2 separate regions of the Homo sapiens genome follow, and region 2 is linked to region 1. A link is a contact called in ENCODE POLR2A ChIA-PET data. All regions are on one chromosome and are shown on one strand. Each heading gives the region's core, a stretch centred on a gene start or an enhancer-like site at or near the end of the contact. The rest is flanking DNA. Distances are from core to core; before and after follow the strand shown.

Evidence for each region. ChIA-PET counts read pairs that join two places held with the same protein, here RNA polymerase II (POLR2A).
Region 2: POLR2A ChIA-PET joins it to region 1 with 11 read pairs in BJ. The contact joins two enhancer-like sites. POLR2A ChIA-PET finds 5 or more read pairs at or near these places in 3 of 52 experiments (BJ, OCI-LY7 and T-cell).

What each region holds. Positions count from the first base shown.
Region 1 is chr1:154,453,329-154,460,470 of GRCh38, reverse strand. IL6R (interleukin 6 receptor) reads right to left here. Exons shown (of 10, transcript NM_000565.4): 9 at 5,890-5,983. Among named protein-coding and RNA genes, the nearest start is that of TDRD10, 45 kb to the left of the region's middle. Within about 2 kb of position 3,655, at least 2 of the 41 ENCODE cell types and tissues checked have a DNase peak (open chromatin) inside an H3K27ac peak, as active enhancers do.
Region 2 is chr1:155,012,691-155,019,832 of GRCh38, reverse strand. ZBTB7B (zinc finger and BTB domain containing 7B) reads right to left here. Exons shown (of 3, transcript NM_001256455.2): 2 at 4,019-5,178; 3 at 1,310-3,613. The coding sequence starts at 5,172. The coding sequence ends at 3,148. It overlaps DCST2 (DC-STAMP domain containing 2), which reads left to right. Exons shown (of 15, transcript NM_144622.3): 15 at 1,073-1,306. The coding sequence ends at 1,289. Among named protein-coding and RNA genes, the nearest start is that of ZBTB7B, 13 kb to the right of the region's middle. RefSeq lists a cis regulatory region at 2,486, a silencer at 2,048-2,517 and enhancers at 2,414-2,558, 6,931-7,142. Within about 2 kb of position 3,173, at least 37 of the 41 ENCODE cell types and tissues checked have a DNase peak (open chromatin) inside an H3K27ac peak, as active enhancers do.

The DNA of each region.
Region 1 (7,142 bases), core at 2,406-4,905:
TGACCTAATATGGAAGCAATCTCTGTCCTCAGTTTTTTTTTCAAAGTAACTGAATGGGTAACAAAGAAAGGTGAGCTTTCCTTTTGAAATATTCTAAGGCGAGTATGAATTCTTTTCTGAAAATCACTAAACTCAAAGAGGACTTTGAAACCAGCCAACCTGAGGGTGTCCAGAGCTGGCCTGGATGGGTGTGAGCAGGGCCTGGGGGCTGGAGAGGACACAGGGTGGGCAGAAAGAAGAAACAGATGAGCTCTCTGCTGCCTTCTTTTGCACCTTGACCTCCACCTTTTATCTATTTTACATATTTGGGCTTCAAAAAGTTTCATTTAAAGAAAAGATTCTGTAGCTAAAAGAAGTTTTTTAAAATGCTCAAAACTCTCACTCTTTTTTAGAAAGATATGTAGAAACCAAGTTGCCACCCCTTTTACCCCAAAGGCCACAGACAGTGCCCACTGCACCCAGCCACCTCCATGGCCCGGAACACCATGAAAGTCCCTCTGCCCGTCCCCCAGCTGTGGAGGTAGCAAAAGCTCTGATTTTAAAATACCGGAATGATACACTACATTCAAAACGAAATGATGTTTAAGTCATAGGCATACACATAGGAAGTCCTCACTTAATGATGTAAGCTCATTCTAGATAAATATGCAGAAAAATAATTCTCTACTAGGAGAATTCTATTTTCCCAGTGCCTGATAACCTAAAATACAGAGAATCAGTGGGGGACAGAGAATAGGGTGGGAGGAATTGGCCCCTGTAAGATGGCAAGCCTTTTCGATAGCATATTTAAATTTTAAAAAATCATCTATGATTCAGAAAAAAAGAATGAGTAATAAAAAACAAAGAAAAAAATCACTGATATTGCTGGAAAAAGATTTAGGGCCATACAAAAAAATATAGTATACACTGGCAGGATGAAGTCAACCTCTCACACTTCACCTACTGTAAATGTGGCCATCCCATGGTAACCATGGTTCAGCCATTTTGGCAGCCCAGAGCCCCACAGTATTTCTAAGTTTATACTCTTTGCTAGACAGAGGGGATTTGGGGAATAGAAGGCTTCTTCATCACTTGAAATAACTGGCCTCTTTCCAAACAAATTTGCCTTATACAGAAGAAAATGGAAACTCACTAGGCTAGAAAATAAATTCCTGGCATGTTCTCAGCACAGGGCACTGGCCCTGTCTGTGCCTGCAGGGACTCTGGTTGTTTAGCAACCAGCCAGTGTCCAAGCATCATCAGCAGAATAGCAAACCAGGTCTGTTCCCAACCTAATGCTCCTCTATTAGCCATTACAACACACCAAGATGGTGCTGCATGTTAAGGGCCAGTGGTGGGCCAATGGGACCAGCTGGGCCCAGCTCTTAGCCAATAGCAGGTGGGGACCATGGGCAGGGACTCTCAGGGTGTGTGTTCTTGCTTGTCCTTGGGCAAGTCATTTTACCTTTGGGGGCTGTTTCCTCATTTATAAAATGAAAGAGTTTGACTAGATGACCCTTAAGGCCCTATAGAAATAGCAGGAGTTTTTGGTTTGATTCTTGGCCTTCTTCTTCATCTTTTTTTTTTTTTTGAGATGGAGTCTCCTTCTGCTGCCCAGGCTGGAGTGCAGTGGCGCGATCTCGGCTCACTGCAACCTCTGCCTCCCGGGTTCAAGCGATTCTCCTACCTCAGCCTCCCAAGTAGCTGGGATTACAGGTGTGCACCACCATGCCCAGCTAATTTTTGTATTTTTAGTAGAGACAGGGTTTCTCCACGTTGGCCAGGCTGGTCTCGAACTCCTGACCTCAGGTGATCCACTTGCCTTGGCCTCCCAAAGTGCTGGGATCACAGGCGTGAGCCACCGCGCCTGGCCTATTCTTACTAGCTGTTATCGCACCATCTCTTTTAGCTTCAGTTTCCTCCCGTCAAATGTATATCATATCTACTCTACTCTATAGGGCCTGTGGTGGGTTATGAGAAAAGTCTGTTGAAGCCCTAACGTAGACACAGAGCCAGAACACAGGAGGGTATACCTAGGGTGAGGCAAGGAATCCTTTGGTAGGCAGGAGGTGAACCCGTGGATGCTGACATGGCCCCTCACTGGCCAAAAAATATAACAGGCTTTGCATCCTCCAAGGAGCTACCTCTACTCATTAAGAATCTTATCTTGCACGCACCCTTCAGACGGCTTGTAATCTACTTCATTGAAAAAGCAAAGTGAAGGCCGGGCACGGTGGCTCACGCCTGTAATCCCAGCACTTTGGGAGGCCAAGGCGGGTGGATCACGAGGTCAGGAGATCGAAACCATCCTGGCTAACACGGTGAAACCCCGTCTCTACTAAAAAAAAATACAAAAAATTAGCCAGGCGTGGTGGTGGGCGCCTGTAGTCCCACCTACTCGGGAGGCTGAGGCGGGAGAATGGCGTGAACCCGGGAGGCGGAGGTTGCAGTGAGCCAAGATCGCGCCACTGCACTCCAGCCTGGGCGACAAAGCGAGACTCCGTCTCAAAAAAAAAAAAAAAAAGAAAAAGAAAAAGAAAAAGAAAAAAAGTGAAAACAACCCTGAACCCAATTTGAGTAGTCATCTTGCTAATCTTTCAACCCACACCACACTTGGTAGTCAAGCTAGGTCAGGGCTACTGGCAGGGTCTGATGAGCTAACGTGTAGAAAGCTCTCTACATGTAGAAAGGACAGAGTGCAATGTCTCCTCCACTTGTAGATCATCGCGATTAACCACTGCCTAGAAGACCCAGCCTGACATCTTTTAGGGTTTCAGCTTATGAAAAAAAGCCGGTTCCTGCAGTAAAATTGTGAACACCGAAAAATTTCATTATTGCTTGTTCACTGAAGGCACTATTGGCTGACTTTTCTGCAGACTTGGAAATGAATGACAAAACCAATGACCAAATGGAGCGAAGATGATTGGGATGAAATGGGCATGATGAGACAGCAGCCAGGGTGCAACTCAGCCTGAATGAGTATTTCCTAACCATGGCTGGAAAAGAACACTAGGGCAGAGCATTTAAAGGTGACCTTTAAGTTCCTGGATTGATACATGGAATATTCCTAAGGAGGTCCTGCTTGGGCGCCTTGGATTTAACTGTGTGGTGCTTCTCCAATGTTACTTTCTTTCTTCTTTTCTTTTCTTTTTTTTTTTTTTTTTTTTTTGAGACGGAGTCTTGCTCTGTTGTCCAGGCTGGAGTGCAGTGGTGCAATCTTGGCTCACTGCAACCTCTGCCTCCTGGGTTCAAGCAATTCTCCTGCTTCAGCCTCCCAAGTAGCTGAGATTACAGGCATGTGCCACTATGCCCAGCTAATTTTTGTGTTTTTAGTAGAGACGGAGTTTCACCATGTTGGTCAGGCTGGTCTTGAACTCCTGACATGAAGTGATCCACCTGCCTCGGCCTCCCAAAGTGTTGGGATTACAGGCGTTAGCTACCATGAAAATACCTTCACATGGTATTTTCATCATTTGAGTATGTGGTTCTCGGAAGGGAGGAAAGGTCATATTCATGTTGTAATTCCAACACCTACTGTGTTTCTTCAGTGTCTAATGCACACTCCCTCCCTCTCGTTCTTACAACACCAGAATCTTGTGGTTCCTCTCAGCCCCTTTCCCAACACTTCCTTCTCTACAGAACTTTTCACCTTGGATCCCCACAGGGTTCAGCCCTATCCCCAACCCCCACCCAATGACTCTTATTGCCATCTACTTGCTGGTGACGATCTGTGTTGCCTGCCAAGCGTGTCCGCTTGAGGTTCTCGGGGCATCTCAAACTCAAGTGGGTCCCAAAGTGGAATCACCACTTTTCACTGAGACTTGTCTATCCTCAGGTGTTTCCAGTCTTAGTGAATGACAGTATCATCTGCCCAACTGCTGAAGCCAGAAATGGGAGGGTCATCCCGGACTCCTCCCTCTCCTTCATCCTCCTCATCTAATCTGTTGTCAAGCCTTGTCAATTCTACCTCTAAAATATATCTTGAGGCCGGGTGCAGTGGCTCACGCCTGTAATCCCAGCACTTTGGGAGGCGGAGGCGGGCGGATCATCTGAGGTCAGGAGATCAAGACCAGCCTGGCCAACATGATGAAATCCCATTTCTACTGAAAATACAAAAAATTAGCCGGGCGTAGTGACATTCACCTGCAATCCCAGCTACTCAGGAGGCTGAGGCACAAGAATCGCTTGAACCCGGGAGGCGGAAGTTGCAGTGAGCTGAGATTGCACCACTGCACTCCAGCCTGGGCAACAAAAGCGAAACTCCATCTCAAAAAAAAAAAAAAAAGAATCTATTCATGGCTCTCCAACCCATTGCCACCATCCTAAAACAGTTTATTATTATCTCTTGCCCAGACCCTGGGCTACTGCATCCATTTTCACTCACCCCATCCAGTCTCCAAACTGCATTGAGAGTGACTTTTTGGTTTTCTTTGTTTGAGATGAGTCTCATTCTGTCACCCAGGCTGGATTGCAGTGGCGCAATCTTGGCTCACTGCAACCTCCGCTTCCCAGGTTCAAGTGATTCTCCTGCCTCAGTTTCCCGAGTAGCTGGGATTACAGTCAAGCACTACCATGCCCAGCAAATTTTTGTATTTTTAGTAGAGACAGGGTTTTATCATTTTGGCCAGGCTGGTCTCGAACTCCTGACCTCAGGTGATCCACCTGCCTCAGCCTCCCAAAGTGATGGAATTACAAGCGTGAGCCACAGCGCCTGGCCCAGGTTCTTCTTAAAACTCCACAGGCTGGGCGCGGTGGCTCACGCCTGTAATCCCAGCACTTTGGGAGGCTGAGGCAGGCGGATCACGAGGTCAGGAGATCGAGACCATCCTGGCTGACACGGTGAAACCCTGTCTCTACTAAAAACACAAAATATTAGCCGGGCATGGTAGCGGGCACCTGTGGTCCCAGCTACTCAGGAGGCTGAGGCAGGAGAATGGTGTGAACCCAGAAGGTGGGGTTGCAGTGAGCTGAGATCGCACCACTGCACTCCAGCCTGGGCGACAGAGCAAGACTCTGTCTCAAAAAAAAAAAAAAAAGAAAAGAAAAGAAAGAGAAAGAAAAAGAAAAAGAAAAAAACTCCAACAGACACTCCTTAGCCTCAAGAGAAGGCCTAAAATCCTCCCACCTCTTTCAAGGCCTTTTATGACCTGGTGCCAGCCTACCTGTCCACTCTTCCTGCCCCATATTGCCCCAACCGTGCTGCGCCCCCTTCACAGACACGTGCATGCACACGCTGTCAACCATATTACATGCTGGGCTTCTCTCCTAAGAACCCTCTTTGGGCCGGGCATGGTAGTTCACACCTGTAATCCCAACACATTGGGAGGCCAAGGCAGGCGGATCACTTGACCCTGGGAGTTTGAGACCAGCCTGGGCAACATGAAACCTCATCTCAACAAAAAATAGAAAAATTAGCTAGGCAGGGTGGTGTGCACCTGCAGTCCCAGCTATTCCAGAGGCTGAGGTGGGAGGATCACTTGAACCTAGGAGGCAGAGGTTGTCCTGTGAGGCGAGATTGCACCACAGCACTCCAGCCTGGGTGACAGAGTGAGATGCTGACTCAAAAAAAAAGAACCCTCTTCTTTCTCAGACCAATTCCTCTTCCTCCTTAATGCCAGGTCAGTTCTCCTCACCATGGCATGCTTTTTGTAGCTCTTACCACAGTAGTGATTACCTCTTCGTGTCTGACTTCTTCCTGAGACTGTATCTGTCCTGCCCAGCATTGTCTCCTGCAGCACCTAAAACACGGCTTGGCATAATAGTAGGTGTTGTGTGTGTTGTGGTGTGTGCATTCATTTGATGAATGGATAAATGAATGAATAAATGCACCATAAATTTCAGAATGGGCAAAGGAAAGCTAGATAAGAAATATGAGAACACCACAGGGCCATCCCCTGGGACCCATCTCACCTCAGAACAATGGCAATGCAGAGGAGCGTTCCGAAGGCCAGGCTCCCTCCAGCAACCAGGAATGTGGGCAGTGGTACTGAAGAAGAATCTTGCACTAGGTTAAAAAAAAAATTGAAGATAGAGGAGGAAGAGGAGAATATGGAGAAAAAGGAATAGGAGGAGAAGAAAACCACTTAGCTGGTGCTGTCAAAAGCCTCAAAGGAACCTTCCCCTCCAACCCCCCTCCCAGAAAATGAAACAGCTCTGCCAACCAACAGGCCATTTGACAAGCTTAACTGTTTTTTGTTTGTTTGTTTGTTTGTTTCTTAACAAAGCCCACTCTAGATTCCAGGATTCCACCACTTGGCAAGAGAGACACCTCAAGCTCAGGGTTTCTGAGCGCCTGTGGCTAGCCACAGACTCCTACTCACTTTCAGAGTGGCTTTTCTGGTGACATTCCACCTGCTCCCACAAGGCACAAAGAGGGTACAACAAACGGAAGGCTTTGGGGACCTCCTTGATGGCAGTTCCTTTGAGGACAATGTCAGAGAGGATTGGATGCTTTAAATCAAGTGTTTGGAAGCAGTTTTCTCCATGGGGGTGTCATCTCTTGCCTGTCCCTGCATTTGGTACTCAAGCCCCAGCCATATGAACTTCATTCAGTTCTCCAACAAGCCATGATCTTTTTCCTCCAGGGCTCTCCACACACGTTCCCTCTTCTCTCCTGTCTGTTTTCTCTACCTTTGCTGCACCCTTTTGTGGTCTAGTCCCTACTTGGCCTTTGGATCTCAGATGAGGTGATGTCATTTCCTTTGAGAATTGACCCCACTCCAAGCTGAGCAAGTGCCCCTCCCAGTATTTCTCCATTTCCACCTCTAGACTGAGTTCCCTGAAGGCAGGGACCACATGTGTCTTTTTCACTGTAACACTGCCAGCAGCTTACACAGTGCCGAATACAAAGTAGGATCGCCAAAATATTTCTTTGAATGAAGGAAAGAACAAACCAGCTTTGCAAGCAGCCATGTCTTCCCACAGAAAGGCTCTTCCTACCACTGCCAGAGTCCCTGGACTAGACAGAGGGCACATCTAAACAAAACCATCTCCTTCTGCTGGGAATGCAGTCACAGTTGTATGGACCCAGCATTCAGGCTCTTCTACCCAAAATGCAATCCACTGCTGACGAAGAGGCTGCCTGCCAGCCATCACTTCAGATGCCTACTAGAGTCAGGCAGCGCAGAGAGCCCAGACTGGTGAGCGGGCGCTGGCTGCAAAGA
Region 2 (7,142 bases), core at 1,924-4,423, 560 kb before region 1:
CCCAGATGATGCTGGAAGCTGTAACTTGTAATGATTGCTCCAGTGCGCTCAGTTATGTGATTTTCTCTGGCAAATGTGGTAGCCATGAATAGGATTCACAGGTGGAGGGCTTTTTCTGGGCAGGTCAGGAGGACAAGATGGAGTGAGAATTGAGGTGTCTTTGGTAAGAGTGTCTGAGATGACTGGGGAAGAGGAGGGGCTAAGGCCCCTGGGGGCAGCCCAGGGTCTCTGTCTTGATGACGTGTTAGAGCAGGGGCAGTGGCCAGGAGGGAGAGCTGGCTGAACAGGAGGGACTCAGAGAGGGGGCCATGGCCAGGGAAGAACTCTGGAATGAATCCAGTGAAAGGCCAAGGCTGAGGAAGACGTCTGAGTGGGAACAGAGATGACGGTCAATAGAACCAAGGAGGTTAGGGATTGAGAGGCCAGAGAATTGGGTGGGTCCTCTAGCGACGAGGTTGCAGGACCATACAAACAGCAGGAGTCCAGAGCCGGCATCTTAAACAGATGTGGCAGGTGTCTGGCAGGCCTGAGGAGACAGCCACAGCACTGGTGGTACAGCTATCATGGCAGCCAGGGGCTTTGCAAAAAAACACTACGGGCCAGCTGGGTTTGAGAAGGTTAAGCTGCCTCCTCTTGGGAGGACTGCAAAGAAAACTGTCCAGTGGGCACATTCCAGTGTGAATGGGGCGGTAGAGGTCATGATGAGTCAAGAGGTTGAAGGGGAAGCAAAGCTTTCTTTTCAGAGGTTCTAGAGGGCCCAGTGAAAGGATAAGCTGGGTCAGCAGAGGGGACAGCTTGAGCCTTGAGCAGGTGTGACTACTGAGGTCACTAGTGATTCTGCCCTTCCTAGCCATGTGGCCTCAGGCAAGTCACTGCCCACCCCCCAGCATCAGCCTAAAATCAGAAAATATCTACAGCCATGGGCTGGTACGCCTCGTGGGCCTGAGAGAGCAGGAGTTGCTCAGAAAGAACAGGAGCTGGATCTGAACAGATGGGGCAGGGCAGGGGGCAGGGATGCACCTGTGAAGACAGAAGGTGGGTGATCCGGCCACCCCCTTCCTCTCCTCACTAGTGACCTGGATGAGGAGAAGGGGCCTCAGCAGAGGAAGCACGGGCAGCAGCCCTTACCTGAAGCCCATCAGCCTGTCAGCATTCTCACCAGCCCTGAGCCCCACAGACCACCTGAGACATCCTCCGCCACTAAAGGAGCCCCCACTCCAGCTTCAGAACCCTCAGTCCCTCTCTCACCTCCCTCTCTTCCTGATCCTTCCCACCCACCCCCCAAATAAACCAAAAGTGGACACAAGTGTGAATCTTAAATTATTATTATTTCTTCCTGTCGCTTACACCCGAGGTGGGGGAGTTGGGGTGGGGGGAAGGGAATAGGAGGGGGGGAGTGCCTCTCCCCCTAAGGCACTGACTGGGAAAGCCGAAAGTAGGGAGAAGGGAGGCCACATTGTCCCCACTTTCTGGGGCTGGGCCCCAGGTCTCCCCAGCCCTGGGCTCCCCCCATCACCTGAAATGCTAAGATGAGGCCCAGGACAACCCGATCTCCCCGCCACCCCAATATATTACATCATCACTTTTTAAATAGATAACAGGGACTGGTCCCGCTACCCCCTCCCTGTGACCCCTCCCCACTGTTAGGGGTACCTGGGCAGCTGTGCAAATGGGCATGGGGGTGCATGGAAGGGAGGAAGAGCACCGGGCCCCTGAACCTGCCCCTTTTAAGGAGGGGGAGGAGCCGTCAGGCCAGGAAGGGGAAATAGTGCAAGGCAGAGCCCAGGCTGCAAAAGGGGTCCAGCACCCAGCGAGGAAGGGGGGGTGTCCCCCACCCCCAGCAGAATTGGGTAGTTAAAAATCTGAAACTAGATTTCAACAAGACCAACAGAAGAGGCTATGTACAGAATGGGGGTGGATTCAATCCTAAGAGCAGAGTGGGGATTATTCTCCCCTGCCTGACAGGAAGCCCGGCTGGCAAGGATCTGGGAAGGGGATCACTTTCCCACAGGTCCGCAGCCCCTTCCCCTGCGGCCAAGCGAGAAGTTCTGTGCCCACTGCCTTGGCAAGGGGGCGCCGCTCACCAGCTGGGGTGGATGAGGAGCGTGAAGACAGCTCGCTCCAGTGGCCGCGGGGGGCGCTCGCCCACTCAGAGCATGGCCGCCAGATGGCGCCGGCTCGCCCGCTCTCCACAAGGCTCTTCCAACCCCTTACCCTGTCCCACACCCTTCGCTGCGCCAGCCCGGGGGCGGCGTGAGTCAGGGGCGGCAGCGGTGGCGGCGGCTCCGGCTCGCACCTGGGCGGGGAGGAGATGGGGAGGAGGAGAAGAGGGTAGGACGCCGCCCGGCCCGCCCTGCCCTCTGGCCCCGGGGAGGGAGCGGCGGGAACAAGACATTCCCTGCCCAGGGCCGTGGGGAGGGAGGGCTAGGGAGGGGAGTGGAACGGAGCGGCTCCCCTAGCTGGGCGGGGCCCCTCTACTGCCCCCAGGGGCAGGCGAGCCAATCAGGCCACCCCGCCCCCTTCTCCACGACCCCATGACTCAGCGCCGGGAGCAGGGCGGAGGGGGACTGGGATGGCTCCTTCCTTACAGGCCCAGTCCCCCAGTCTTTCAAGCTTCCACCTGGCTTTCCCCCACCTACCCTTCCTTTGCCGGCCCCCTTTGCATAATTCACTGCCAGGAAAAAGGAACAGAAACCAGGAAGGAGGGGTCTCGAAAGGGAGGGGCAGTCCTTCACCCCCTTACACAGCCAAAACCCCCAAGGGGCATAGGGGCGGGGCAAGGCTTTGGTCCCAAGCCCCCACCCCCTAGAAACCCGCATAGCCGAAGTGGGACCCACAAATTAGAAATACATTATTGCTTCTACTCCCCAGGAGCAGCTGGGGACAGGGACCCCACTTTTACAATACAGCTGTAAATATATACACAATATATGTATCACTCCTTGGGGGATCACCCCAATTTGGGGAGCCTCTGCCCCAATACCTTCTTAGCTTGGAATTGGAATGAGGGCTCTGGGAGGAAGGGCTGATGCTGATGCCAGCAAGGCTCCGTGCCCCAGACCCCTGCTGTGTCTGTCCTGCGTGCTCCCACTGCTTGGCATGGGTGTCCCCGGCCTTGTGCTGCTTCAGTCTGGCCCTCGTCCCTCTTTAAGAGGACTCCATGGCACCTTCAGCCTGGGGTGTGGTGGGTGCCCCTTCCTCCTCATCGTCATCAGGGGGCCCTGGGGTAGAGACCGGGGGCCCAGTGGGGGCTGACTGCTCCCAGAATCGAGCTAGAGAGAGGCGGAAGGTGTCCAGGTGGCCATTGGAGAGGTCGAGGCCAGCGGGGGATGCAGCAGCGGTAGAGGGTGGTGGGTAGTGGGGTGGTGCATCGTCCTTGCGGCGCCGTCGGGTGCGCACCTCCAGGCAGTTCTGGCCTTTGAGGTGGCGCTGCAGGTGGTCCTCCTTGGCGAAAGCCTTGTGGCACAGGTGGCACTCATAGGGCCGGTCCCCTGTGTGCAGGTGCATGTGGTTCTTGAGGTCGTAGCTGTGCAGGAAGCGGGCTGGGCAGTGCGGGCATGAGTAGGGGCGCTCTCCCGTGTGCTTCCGCATGTGGATCTTCAGCTTGTCGTTCCTGGCACAGGCAGGGGTGAGGGGCAGGGAGGTGTTCAGGATGGGATCCCTGGCTCCTCCTGGTCATCCCACCCTGGCCTTGTCCCATCCCTGTTCCTCACCATTTGTTACCCCACTATTGCCCCAGGAGATACCCTGCTAGCTCACCTCTAGCTTAACTAGGCCTTGTCATTATCCACTCCTCTGCTTCCAGCACTGCCCTCCTGGGCACCGAATCCTCCATGCTCCAGATCCACCCCCTGCTGGCTTGTTTTCTTCTGCTCTCCTCACTCCAGTAACCCACCCATGCCCCAGTCCCTCCAGGACCACCTACCACCACCTCGGGTCTCCTAACTTCTTCCCCATCTCCTCCCACCCTGTCCCCTACCCATGGCCCCTGCCGGGCCCTTCCCCCCTTGCTGCTCACCTGGTGAATCGAACACCGCAGACCTCGCAGGCAAAGGGCTTCTCGCCTGTGTGGGTCCTCATGTGGCGAGGCAGTTTGCCTGCCCCATGGATGATCTTGTGGCAGACAGGGCACTCCTGAGGCATCTGGGAGCGGCGTTTGCGCACCAGCTTGTCTTGGCTGTCCAGGCCTGGTGCCAGGTTGTCCTGGTGCAGGGAGCTTAGGTAGGCCATCAGGTCAGGATCGATGGCATCCTCATCTGAGCCCAGCTCCTCTGGGGACAGCGGGGGCCCGCCACCCTGCGCCAGCCCATAGGCTGGGGGATATACCAGCTCCTCTTCTTCTTCCTCACCCTCATAGGGTTCGTAGCTCTGGGGACCCTCAGGAGGGGAGGCAGTTCCTGTGGGAGGGCTGTAGCTGTCCCCCGGCCCACTGCCCCCACTGCTGCCCACTCTGCCCGCCACCTCCTCCTCCTCATAGGTCAAGGGATGGGCGGGCACTGTGGGCACCTCAGGGACTAGGTGGTTTGCTCTGGCCCCCTTGGTTTGCAGGAAAGCTTTCCGGGGCTTGCGGCTGCGGCGGGCAACAGGCCGAGGTGGCGGTGGCGGAGGTGGTGGGAGGGGCACCTGTGGAGGACTGTCTTCACCATTGGGAACTCCAGAGGCCGTGGCTGTGGCAAAGGCCTCCAGATACTGGCGGGCTCGCTCACAGTCATCCTCGTCCGGGCTGGGAGCTTCTAGCCCACTGCCCTGCAGAATCTCCATGCAAGCAGCGATGACACACGGGATCTCCAGCAGGCGGGCAGCCTGGAGCACAGCTGGCATGTTGGCGCTGCTGGTGGTCAGTGTGGCTGTATAGGCAAATTCAAGGAGGGCGCCTAGTGCCTCTGGCCCTACAAAGTCCAGCTCACACACACCGGCCCCTGCTCCCCCAGTGGCCGTCCCGCTACCCCCGGCCCCCATGACAGCTCCGCCACCGCCCTCAGTGAAAAGCTTCTTGAAGTAGTGGCTACAGGCAGCTAGCACAGCCCTGTGGGTGCGGTATTCAAGGCCCTGCGTCCGGATGGTGAGGTCACATAGGTGGCCCAGCTGGCGCTGCTCATTGAGGCAGCTCAGGAGCTCACTGCTGTGGTCCGGGAATGGAATCCCAATCAGGTCATCCTCGGGGCTCCCCATCTTCTCCTGCAGAGTCAAGTAGAGGGGAGATTAAGAGCGCTCAGCCCACAGGGGTCTGGGGAAAGAGGACCAACTTTAGCCAATACTTATTGAGGGATGACTGCATGCCAGTCACCCTTCTGAGTACTTTACACTCATTTCATCTTCCAGAACCCTCTGAAGTATGATCATCATCTGTTTCACAGACAAGGAAACTGAGGTTCAGACAGGTGAAGTGATTTTCCAAGTTAAGTGCAGAACAGTGTTCAAACTCAGGGAGTGGGCCCGGTCCTTGTTCCTAACCACTATACTATTCTACTCTGCCTCTGTGGCAGCAGGAGCCCTGCCTTTCTGGCCCTTTCATGGAGGTCCATCTATGTCACCTGCCCCATTCCCCATCTCTTTGGAAGGAGCAGTGGACTGGGAGATAGGATGCCTGGGTCCCGGTTCAGGCTTCATAAAGAATTGGCTGAAGGACCGGGGGTGGTACTGGCAGCTGGCCTCAGTCATTTGAAAAGTGAGGTAACAGTCTTTGTAATGAACCTCCTCATAACCTGGGGAGAGGCCAATGAGAGAGTTCAGACTCACACTGGACCAAGATCTGCTGGAGGCCAGGCACAGACAGGTGCTTTAACTCAAGTTATCGCTCTCCAAAGCGGTTAGGACACTGTAAAACATATGCAAACAAGAGAAGGCAGCTTCCAAGCATCATCCTCTTCCTCCTCTTGCCCCTCCCCTGGCTACCAAAAGTTCATCTCCCCTTCTAGATCCCCCACTTCTCCAGGCCAAACGGGAAACACAGCTCCCAGCATCCCTCCCCCCACATCCTCCCCTCCCCCATGGGGCCAAGGAGCAGCCACCCTTTGCTGGGGTGTCACTGGCTGGCGCGGGTGCTTCCTGCCCCGCACAGATAAGCATCGCCCCCGCCCCCTCCCCCACTGCCAATAGGCCAAGTTCCAGTCCCACCCCCCACCTCCCCCTCAGCTACTGCCACCCCTCCCTCCCTATTCCAGGAGAGCCCCGTCTCCAGAAGGCCTTGGTCCTGCTCTCTATCCTTTACCCTCCAAGGCCCAGCCACAGGAGGTGGGTGCAGAGCAGCCAGGAGGTGGGTGCAGAGCACCAAGGCTGGCAGAGGTGTCGGCAGGGGTTGGGGCCTGGAAGGGGGTGAGACCTGCTTTAAATCCTGGCTCTGCTACTGTCTTGCTGAATGACCTTGGGAAAGTCATTTCTCTCTGTGCTTCCATTTCCTCAGCTGTGCAAGGAGGGGGTGGAAGTAGTGGCCCCAATGGCTCAGACCTTCAGCCCTGACATTTTGTGGGTCTGGAGCAACTGGAGACAGTGCTGGGGCTTGGAAAGAACTGGGCTCTGGAGTCAGCCAGGCTTGAGTTTGAATCCTGTCTCTGCCACCAGTTAGCTCCATGACCTTAAACAAGTGATTTAATCTCTGAGCCGCCTTCCTCATCTGTAACATAGGATAATTCCACCTGACTCCTAGGGTTGTGGTGAGGGTTAAATGAGACCAAATATGGCACAATGCCTGATATGCAGTAGGGATTCGATAAATGTTCTGGCCTTGGCCTAGCCTGGGGTCAGATTCCACTATACAGATGGCCTCTGTTAAGAAAACTACTTGGGGACAGGTCTGCCTCCCTCCCTCAAATCACCCTGAGGGAACCAAGCTACTACTAGCTACATGACTTTGGACAAGTCACTTCCTTTCCTGAGGAAGCCTGTTCCTCATATGTAATATTAAAGACTGGCCCAGATGATCCCTAAGGCAAGTCCCACTGACATTTTGTCAGTGTCCCCTCTGCCACTCCAGCAGCTGTTCAGACCTGGCCATTGATGGGGAAAGGTTTTTTTTTTTTTTGGGTGGGGGGGTGAATGGGGGAGTCAAGCCACAAATTTCCTCTTTAGGACACAAGAAGTGCATTCTCTGTGTCTGCCTCCCTGCCTGCCCTCTTCATTGCAAGGCCAGGGCTCCTGCACAG